Linked DNA regions of Homo sapiens: region 2 is linked to region 1. The links are chromatin contacts, found by Hi-C or POLR2A ChIA-PET in ENCODE. All regions are on one chromosome and are shown on one strand. Each heading gives the region's core, a stretch centred on a gene start or an enhancer-like site at or near the end of the contact. The rest is flanking DNA. Distances are from core to core; before and after follow the strand shown. Region 1 has its middle 15 kb from the start of FAM9C. Region 2 has its middle 66 kb from the start of FAM9C.

What was found. Hi-C counts contacts between places; a loop is a spot of excess contacts on that map. ChIA-PET counts read pairs that join two places held with the same protein, here RNA polymerase II (POLR2A). Pooled maps may share reads with other maps.
Region 2: a loop to region 1 is called in a map of heart right ventricle, with 1.9 times the contacts of the local background. The contact joins two enhancer-like sites. A Hi-C loop is called at or near these places in 5 of 168 maps with a recorded cell type or tissue (Caco-2, PC-9, heart right ventricle and 2 more) and 4 of 50 pooled maps. POLR2A ChIA-PET finds 5 or more read pairs at or near these places in 1 of 52 experiments (activated B cell).

Annotation. Positions count from the first base shown.
Region 1 is chrX:13,027,591-13,031,373 of GRCh38, forward strand. No RefSeq gene overlaps it. Among named protein-coding and RNA genes, the nearest start is that of FAM9C, 15 kb to the right of the region's middle. RefSeq lists an enhancer at 2,500-2,719. Within about 2 kb of position 1,906, at least 19 of the 41 ENCODE cell types and tissues checked have a DNase peak (open chromatin) inside an H3K27ac peak, as active enhancers do; they include PC-9 and left ventricle myocardium inferior, where a contact is called at or near this core.
Region 2 is chrX:13,108,909-13,113,053 of GRCh38, forward strand. No RefSeq gene overlaps it. Among named protein-coding and RNA genes, the nearest start is that of FAM9C, 66 kb to the left of the region's middle. Within about 2 kb of position 1,988, at least 14 of the 41 ENCODE cell types and tissues checked have a DNase peak (open chromatin) inside an H3K27ac peak, as active enhancers do; they include PC-9 and left ventricle myocardium inferior, where a contact is called at or near this core.

The DNA.
Region 1 (3,783 bases), core at 656-3,155:
TGGAAGGGTGGGAGTTGAGTACTTAGCATCTTGCAAGACAGTATCAGAATTTGAAAGAGATCAGAGGAAATTGAAAAATAATTCATAAACATAAAGTACAATAAATGCTTGTAGAATAAATAATAAAACAATGCAAAGCAATTATCCTAGGGAAAATAGAGATAGAGAAGTTGGTTATAACGCAAAAGGTCTATGGATCATGGTGATGGTACTTTTGCTTCTGAAATAAAAACTTAAGATGTATCACAACAAGCATAAATGCACTTCATAACACCAGTTCATTGAGTGCCTACTTAATTAATTCTGCTGAGATACTGATGAGGTACAGAAAAGGAAAGCGAGAATCAAAATAGTTTGACTGCCTGTTGGGCACTCAAAGGGTAGTTCTTGATTGATGCATTAAAATGTACTGTTTTTGCAGTCTTCAGCTTTATTGAGGCATCACTGACAAACAATAAACTGCACCTGTTTAAAATGTGCAATATGGTGAGTTTTGATGTATACACACATCTGTAAAACTGTCGCCACAATCAGGATGATCAACTTATCTATCATCCCTAAAACTTCCTCATGCCTCTTGGTAATCCCTCCCTCTCCGCTCCCAGTACCCGGGCAACTACTGATCTACTTTCTGTGACTATAGATTATATTTTATAGACTCAATTTTATATAAATGAAATCACCCAGCAGATCTTTTGAGTCTAGCCTCTTTCATGCAGCATAATAATTTTAAGAGTCATCATGTTGTCTTAAGTGTCAATATTTCATTTATTTTTATTCCTGAGTAGTGGTGTTTCATGTAGCTTATTTTTTGGTGCTCAGTTATTACTTCCCTGGAGAGATTAGTCAGTTGACACATTCTTATCCTATTTCTTTATTCTGTACTTTTTGTTTAACTCACATCATAGACTCACTAAATATTTATATGAATTTATTCAAGGATTTGGTTCAAAAATGAACATCTCTTCGAGAGGATTCTATTGGGGGTCATTCATTCATTTGTTCATTAAGTCATTCAGCAAATATCAATTAAGCCCTTACTAGGTCCCAGGCACGGTGCTAGGCACTGGGGATACAATAATAAAGAAAAGAGACATGCATCCCTCACATTCTAATGAGAGGAGACATGTGGCAAACACAATAAAAGCAAAAATTATTAGTATGTTAGAAGCCAACACATGTGATTTAGACATAATAGAACAGGCTGAAGAGCCAACAGGCATCATCCTAACAATGCAGCCCGGATTCCAAACAGCTCCTGCAAATTGGACTGAGTGTAGACTTTGGCATGGTTTTCTCAGTCACACTTATAAAAGCCCCATGGAAATCAACTTCCAACAGGACTTCAAAGAAACGGAGGCTGCCATGAATGGTCAGGTATTAGGGAATGAGGTCATCCTTCCACTGAACACTCCCCTACATCCCCTGCAGGTGTGTATGTCTTAAGCTTTTGTGCTCACCTGCAGGAGAAAGGCCAGAAAGTGGCTGCCACATTCTTCTCCCCCAACTGCAGGAGTGAGGCCACAGAGGTTTACCTGGGAAGAATACTCTCCACAAACTTAAATCTCAGCACATTACACTGGTAAATGTCACATTCCAGTTCCAGATATCAATCTGGATCCAGGAATGTATGTGCTTCACTCATTCCAAGCACTCATTTGTTTGGTTTGGGGGAGGAGAGACAAGGCTAGAGCAATCTGAAAGTTCAATCAAGCCAAAATACCTTGCTCAAAAACTGATAAAACAGGGCCCCCAATCCATAACCAGAGAATGTTGGGCACTTTCTTCTCTGCAGAAATGTTTTTGCATTTAAGTTTAGGTAGATTTAAGAGAGGAGTGTAAGGAGAGAGTTTCTGTAACCAGAGGAGGGGAGGCTTCCCCGCCTGCCTCCGGAGCTTCTCCTCCAGGGTGATCTGGCAGCCATTCAAGGCAGCCTGAACTTTCTGAGAGACTTGATTTCCTGTTCCCACTGCCTCAGCCGACTGGAGGACTAGGGTGACCCGGGGTGGGGAGCAAGGGACACTGGTTAGTTTAGGATCAGCGGGTGGGAACTGTTTATCCCAACATGCTTAGAAATTCTTCCAGCAGCAACTGTAAAAATAAAAGTCTGAACTGTACAAGAAACTTAAGTTATTTCAACAGTGAACTTCAATCATGAGATTCTTGAATATCTTTTGGGAAGACAAGTTATTTTGTTTGTTTCATTCATTTAAAATATAAAACAACAGACTTCTTATAATGCAGAGGGGACCTCACTGTCACCTAGTTCAACTCACATATTTTACAGATGATGCAGAGTTCAGAACTATTCATTGACAATGGCTGGGGGGATGGGAGCAAGATCCATGTTTCCTGGCTCTGAACTCAGTGCAATTTCCTCCATGGATTATAAAGAAGTGCAATTCCAAATGCCACGCCTTAGGGGGAAATTTACTATATGTAAATTATACCTCACAACCTGACTTAAAAAAAAAAGTATATGTTATCCCTGCTTCCTCCTGAACCTGGGTCTGCCTGACACCAAAGCCCCGGGGCTTTCCGCTCTCTGCCTCTCAGTAGTCTTATTGTCATTCCTGTGAATCCATGGTCCTTTAGTGGTTTATGTTTGAGGAGGGAGCTGTGGACTGAATAAACTATGCAGCACAAAGGCATTAACCATGGATTAATGGGAAAGAAAAGCTTGCTGAGTTCTGAGTCTGACGGGTCAAGAGCTTCTGATGGTGTCATGCAAATTTCACTTCCCAATGAAATCAGTCACTCTTCGTGTAGAGGGGCCATCATATCTTAGCCAGTTCCTGCTTGGGGTTCAGAAGAGAAAACAAAACAGTTTGCCCCATGGTGGGAAAGGGACATTTGGTATTCTCCTTGGCTTCCTAGCTAATTACAAAGTGTTAATGACATTCAAAGGAAACTTGCCTCCTTCAGGGCTTTACAAATAAGGAAGGGCGGGGGAAGGTGAGCCAAAGAACAGACAGGGGCTCCAGTGAAACACAGGGCACAACCAGTCAGCTCCCAGAGCGGGAGGCAGCCTTAATTTACAAAGGAAATAGACACCCCAGCACAGGCTGAAATTGGGTGGGACCAAGAGTTCTTAAACTAATCACAGCTGGTTTCCAAACCTCAAAGATTTGTTATTGCAAAAACATTCTCAAGCAGTAGATGAATAGATTGAATGGCGACAGAACAAAGAAAAGATGGAGACATTTTCCCCACAGCGGCTTCAAGACAGGTTCAGAGAGGTATGAACTAGCAAAGTAACACATTTATCCAATCAACATTTTTTACCCATCTCCTACACTGGGTCTGAGGACACAGCTATCACATAACATTTGACCTCCTCTAGTATCCTACAGAAAAACAACTAAAGCACCTTTGTGCAACTCAGAACTACAAGCTCTTCCTTATGATTTGGACAACAGGTGCCTTCAAAGAATGGTTCTTTTTCCTATATTTTCCTTCCCTTCTCTTAATGGAGAATTTTTTCTTCCACCCTAAAAAGGAAACACGACCATCAGTTTCCCAAATATGAAGAGGGAAATGCATGTGTGTATAAACAGTGGTTACCACCTAGTAGAATTTTAAGCCTTTAAGGATTTTCCCCCCTAACGATTGCAATTTCCTTCAGTTACTATTGTCCTATGTCTTATATCCAATGTATTATTTAGGTATTTCTTTACAGGCTTTTTAAGATTTACAGGTGTACCTGATCAAAAATAGCTGGAAAGATCTGAGATGTTTTTTACTGGATAATTTATTCCGTGTGTACCCAACAGCCAAGCACTT
Region 2 (4,145 bases), core at 738-3,237, 81 kb after region 1:
ATTGAAGTGTGGTTTCGAATTGATTCTATTATTTATTTTAGTATCTGATATGGTTTGGCTCTCTGTCTCCACTCAAATCTCATATTGAATTGTAATCCCCAGTGTTGGGGGAGGAAACTGGTGGGAGGTGATTGGATCAGGGGGCAGACCTCCCGCCTTACTGTTCTCATGACAGTGAGTGAGTTTTCACGAGATCTGGTTGTTTAAAAGTATGTAGCACTTCCCCCTTGGCTCTCTGTCCTGATCCACCATATGAAGATGTGCCAGCTTCCCCTTTGCCTTCTGCCATGATTGTAAGTTTCCTGAGGCCACCCAGCCATGCTTCCTATAAAGCCTGCAGAACCATCAGCCAAGTAACTGTTTGAGTCCTTGTTTTCAATTCTTTTGGGTATAGAGCTAGGTGTGGAATTGCTGTGTCATATGGTAATTCCATGTTTAACTTTTTGAGGATCTGAGTTTCATTTTAGTGGTTTTTCTTTTTTCTTTTCTTTTCTTTTTTTTTTTTTGAGATGGAGTCTTGCTCTGTCACCCAGGCTGGAGTGTAGTGGCACGATCTCAGCTCACTGCAACCTCCACCTCCTGGGTTCAAGTGATTCTCGTGCCTCAGCCTCCCGAGTAGCTGGGACTACAGGCGCCCGCCACCACCCCCAGCTGATTTTTGTATTTTTAGTAGACACAGGGTTTCACCATATTGGCCAGACTGGTCTCGAACTCCTGACCTTGTGATCCACCCACCTCAGCCTCCCAAAGTGCTGGGATTACAGGCTTGAGCCACCGTACCCGGCTGTGGTTTTTCTTTTCTCCCATTCTATCACACTATTTCACAATAAGAACAAATAAAATAATCAGATAATGGAGAAGTTTCTCTATTTAATATCTCTACCTATCACCCCACTGAATGCCTTTAGTTCTACCAGGTATTCAAATGAATACATTTCATTTTATATCATTTATTTTCATTATTTTCGTTATATAACTCAACGTAGCAGTTTCTAAAGGGCCAGAGATTTGTCTTAAGTCAGCAAGCAGGAAAGTGGATGAGGGAAAACACAGGGCCTGGGTAACCTTCCCATTGCCTGTGACTAATCAAGAATCAGGGCTGGCTTCATGGGTGTGCAACTTACGCCATCACATAAGGCCCTGTGCTTAGAAGAGCCCTGCACTGAGAAGGGCCCCGTGCTCAGAAGGACCTGGTGCTGGGCTTAATGATCTGCTGTGACTGGTTTGAAAATCTTAATAATTTTTGAACAGGAGGCCTCACATTGTTATTTTGCACTGGGCCTCGAAAATTATGTAAACTCTATTAAGAAGTGATGGTATCTATCTATGCCCATCCTGTATCCTAAAAAACAAGTTGTAAATTCTAAAAACAAATTCTAAAATGGGAATAAAAAAAGATATGTCTACCACTCAAGGTGGAAGCGTTCCAAATGTGGGTGGATACTAAACAGAATAGTAATAGAATAACTGAAGTGTATTTAAAAACACAGACGACAGACCAAAGTCAGACAGAATTTTTACAAATGAATTTACTGTGTCTCCTATTGTTAGCCTGATAGAAGACTTCAAAAAGTCATTGCAGGAAACTGAGCTCAAGTAAGAACAAATAGCAAACACATTCCTTCTACTCTCCAAGAAAAAGTGGGGAGGTTTCAGTTCTTATGCCTTCAAGTAGAACTGAACGATGCTCCCCCCACCCCCGCCCCTCCGCCCGTGCTTGGAAGGGCCTGGTAAAATCAAGAGTAAAATGCAATCCCAAGAGATGAACTATAAAGAAAACATAATACTTTTGCAATAGCCTGCTAGGCTTTTCCATCATGTTTTGATTGCAGGAAAGATCAGGCTTTATGGGCTAAAGGAAAAATAAATGAGTTCGTGATAAGCCAAAATCCTGCCCTCCCCTTTCCAGTATCAGCAGGGAGTAGAGGTTCTGGGTTTTTCCTAAGATCAGAGGAAACATGTCTTAAATTCAGGGTGGAATCACAACTGGCCAAAAACCTCATCAAGGCCTTCTTATCTGCTCCATCTGCTGGCTCTGAGTAATCTTTAGCAATTGCTCAATGGTGACGTCTTTAAAGAAATCCTGCCAAGAGCACCCTTTCCCTAGCCTTTCCTTAGTTACAACAATCTACAAAAGACCAAGGGTGAACGTCTGGGTGGAAGAGCTGGCCACCTCTGTATTTGTTCCTTGCTACAAGTGGGTATGAGAAGTATCCTAGGAGACAGATTTTCCAGGACAATGATTAGCCAAACAGTCCTATCCAGAGGCCTTCCAATAAACCAGATTAGCTGTGATGTGATTATGTAATTATATGGCATGTTTCAAGGAGACACCGTAAACTACAATCAACAATTTGGCATCGCGCAGCAACTTGGGGTGTAACCTATTTCAGGAAGAGCCAAATTGGATACCAAAAATGGAAGGACTTGCTCTCATAGGGAAAGAATAGTGAAGGGAAGTGTTTGGTGATGGTGAAAAATATAACATATTTGGAATTTTTAATAAAGAGTTTCTTAGAAGCATCTTATAACATCTGTCCACATCCCTGATTCCCCTTTACAGCTCATGGCCTGAGTTAACATCTGTCCACATCCCTGATTCCCCTTTACAGCTCATGGCCTGAGTTAAAAAAAAAAAAAAAAAAAAAAAAAAAAAGACTTAGGTAGAAATAGCAGGGACTGGCTTACCTATCGTCTATGATTTTGTTGAGTTTTGTGGGAGGGAGACTCTCTAATATTGTTTTCCTCCACTCTCATTCTCCATGGTGCAAATCCCAGGTTGGCTTTTTGTGGGTTTTTTGTTGTTGTTGTTTTGTTTTAGTTTTTTAAAATGTATAATTGACACATAAAAATGGTTTTCACATAATCCTTCCTGCAACACAAAAGGCCCCAAGGGCACTTACCTAGCTTGCCTTCAGGGGTCAATTAATTCATGATGTGCCAGGTAGTCAGGTATACTCTATGGAGGAAAGCCTGTATCTTTGCATATCTAATTTATTTCCCAAGTTTAAAAAACAGTGCTGCTTTTGATCTGACTAGAATGGCTTGAACTGGATTCTGTTGGAAGTTAAAGTGGTATTATAATTGCTTTTTTACTTAACTGTCTACCCCAATGGAATGTACTCCTTGAGGGAAGGTATTACATGACAGTATATTGATCATTATGTTCCCAGGGTCCCAGGGTCAGGTATAATGCCTGGCACACAATAAGTGCTTCATAAGTATTTCTTGAGTGGTTGCTGGATGAGCAAAGCAGACAGAGACCCTTTGAAGACCTTTTATAGCTGAAGCATCTGTAAGCAAGTAAGAATAGTGGTTAGAGGCAGAGTTTATAGAACTGGACAACTTGGTCTTGAATCCTAACTCTGCCTCTTTCTACTGTGGCTAAATTATTTAACCTCTTCATACCTCAGTTTTACCATCTTTAAATTGGGTGTAATAATGAGATCTATCTTATAGCTCTGTGAAGATTAAAGGAGTTGAAATTGGAAATGGTAGGTGCTCAACTGTGTTAGTTTTATTTCTTAAAAAAGTGAACAGATGATCCTTTTCATGTCCTTGCAGCTTTGTTCCATGCCCACTGCTCCCCAAAAAATTAATCCTTGGGCAAAATATTTTATCATAATAAATTATTATATATCAAATCATCTCCCTTGTAATTGTTCCGTTATACAGGGCAAAAATCTTACAGGAAAAAGTGTCTCCAATCCACACTCAGTATGGCATGCTTACTAAATATACAACTGGCAAAAAAAAGTTGGTGGGGGAAGAGTGGGAGAAAATTTTGGAGCCATTTGAAGCTCTAAGTGACCTAAGCATTTGCACCATCTAATAAAATTTGATGAATCATTTTCAGTTATTAAACATAAAAAGGATTTGCTTATGCATGGCTATGTTTGAGCAGATTTGGTTGATACCTCATACTTTCCATTAATTATAAACTATAAAATGGGAACAAAATGAGAACAGTGAGTTAAGGCTTTTTTTTATTTTCTTTTTTTTTTTGAGATGGAGTCTTGCTTTGTCGTCCAGGCTGGAGTGCAGTGGCGTGATCTCGGCTCACTACAACCTCTGCCTCCCGGGTTCAAGTGATTCTCCTGCCTCAGCCTCCTGAGTAGCTGGGATTACAGGCGCCCGCCACACCT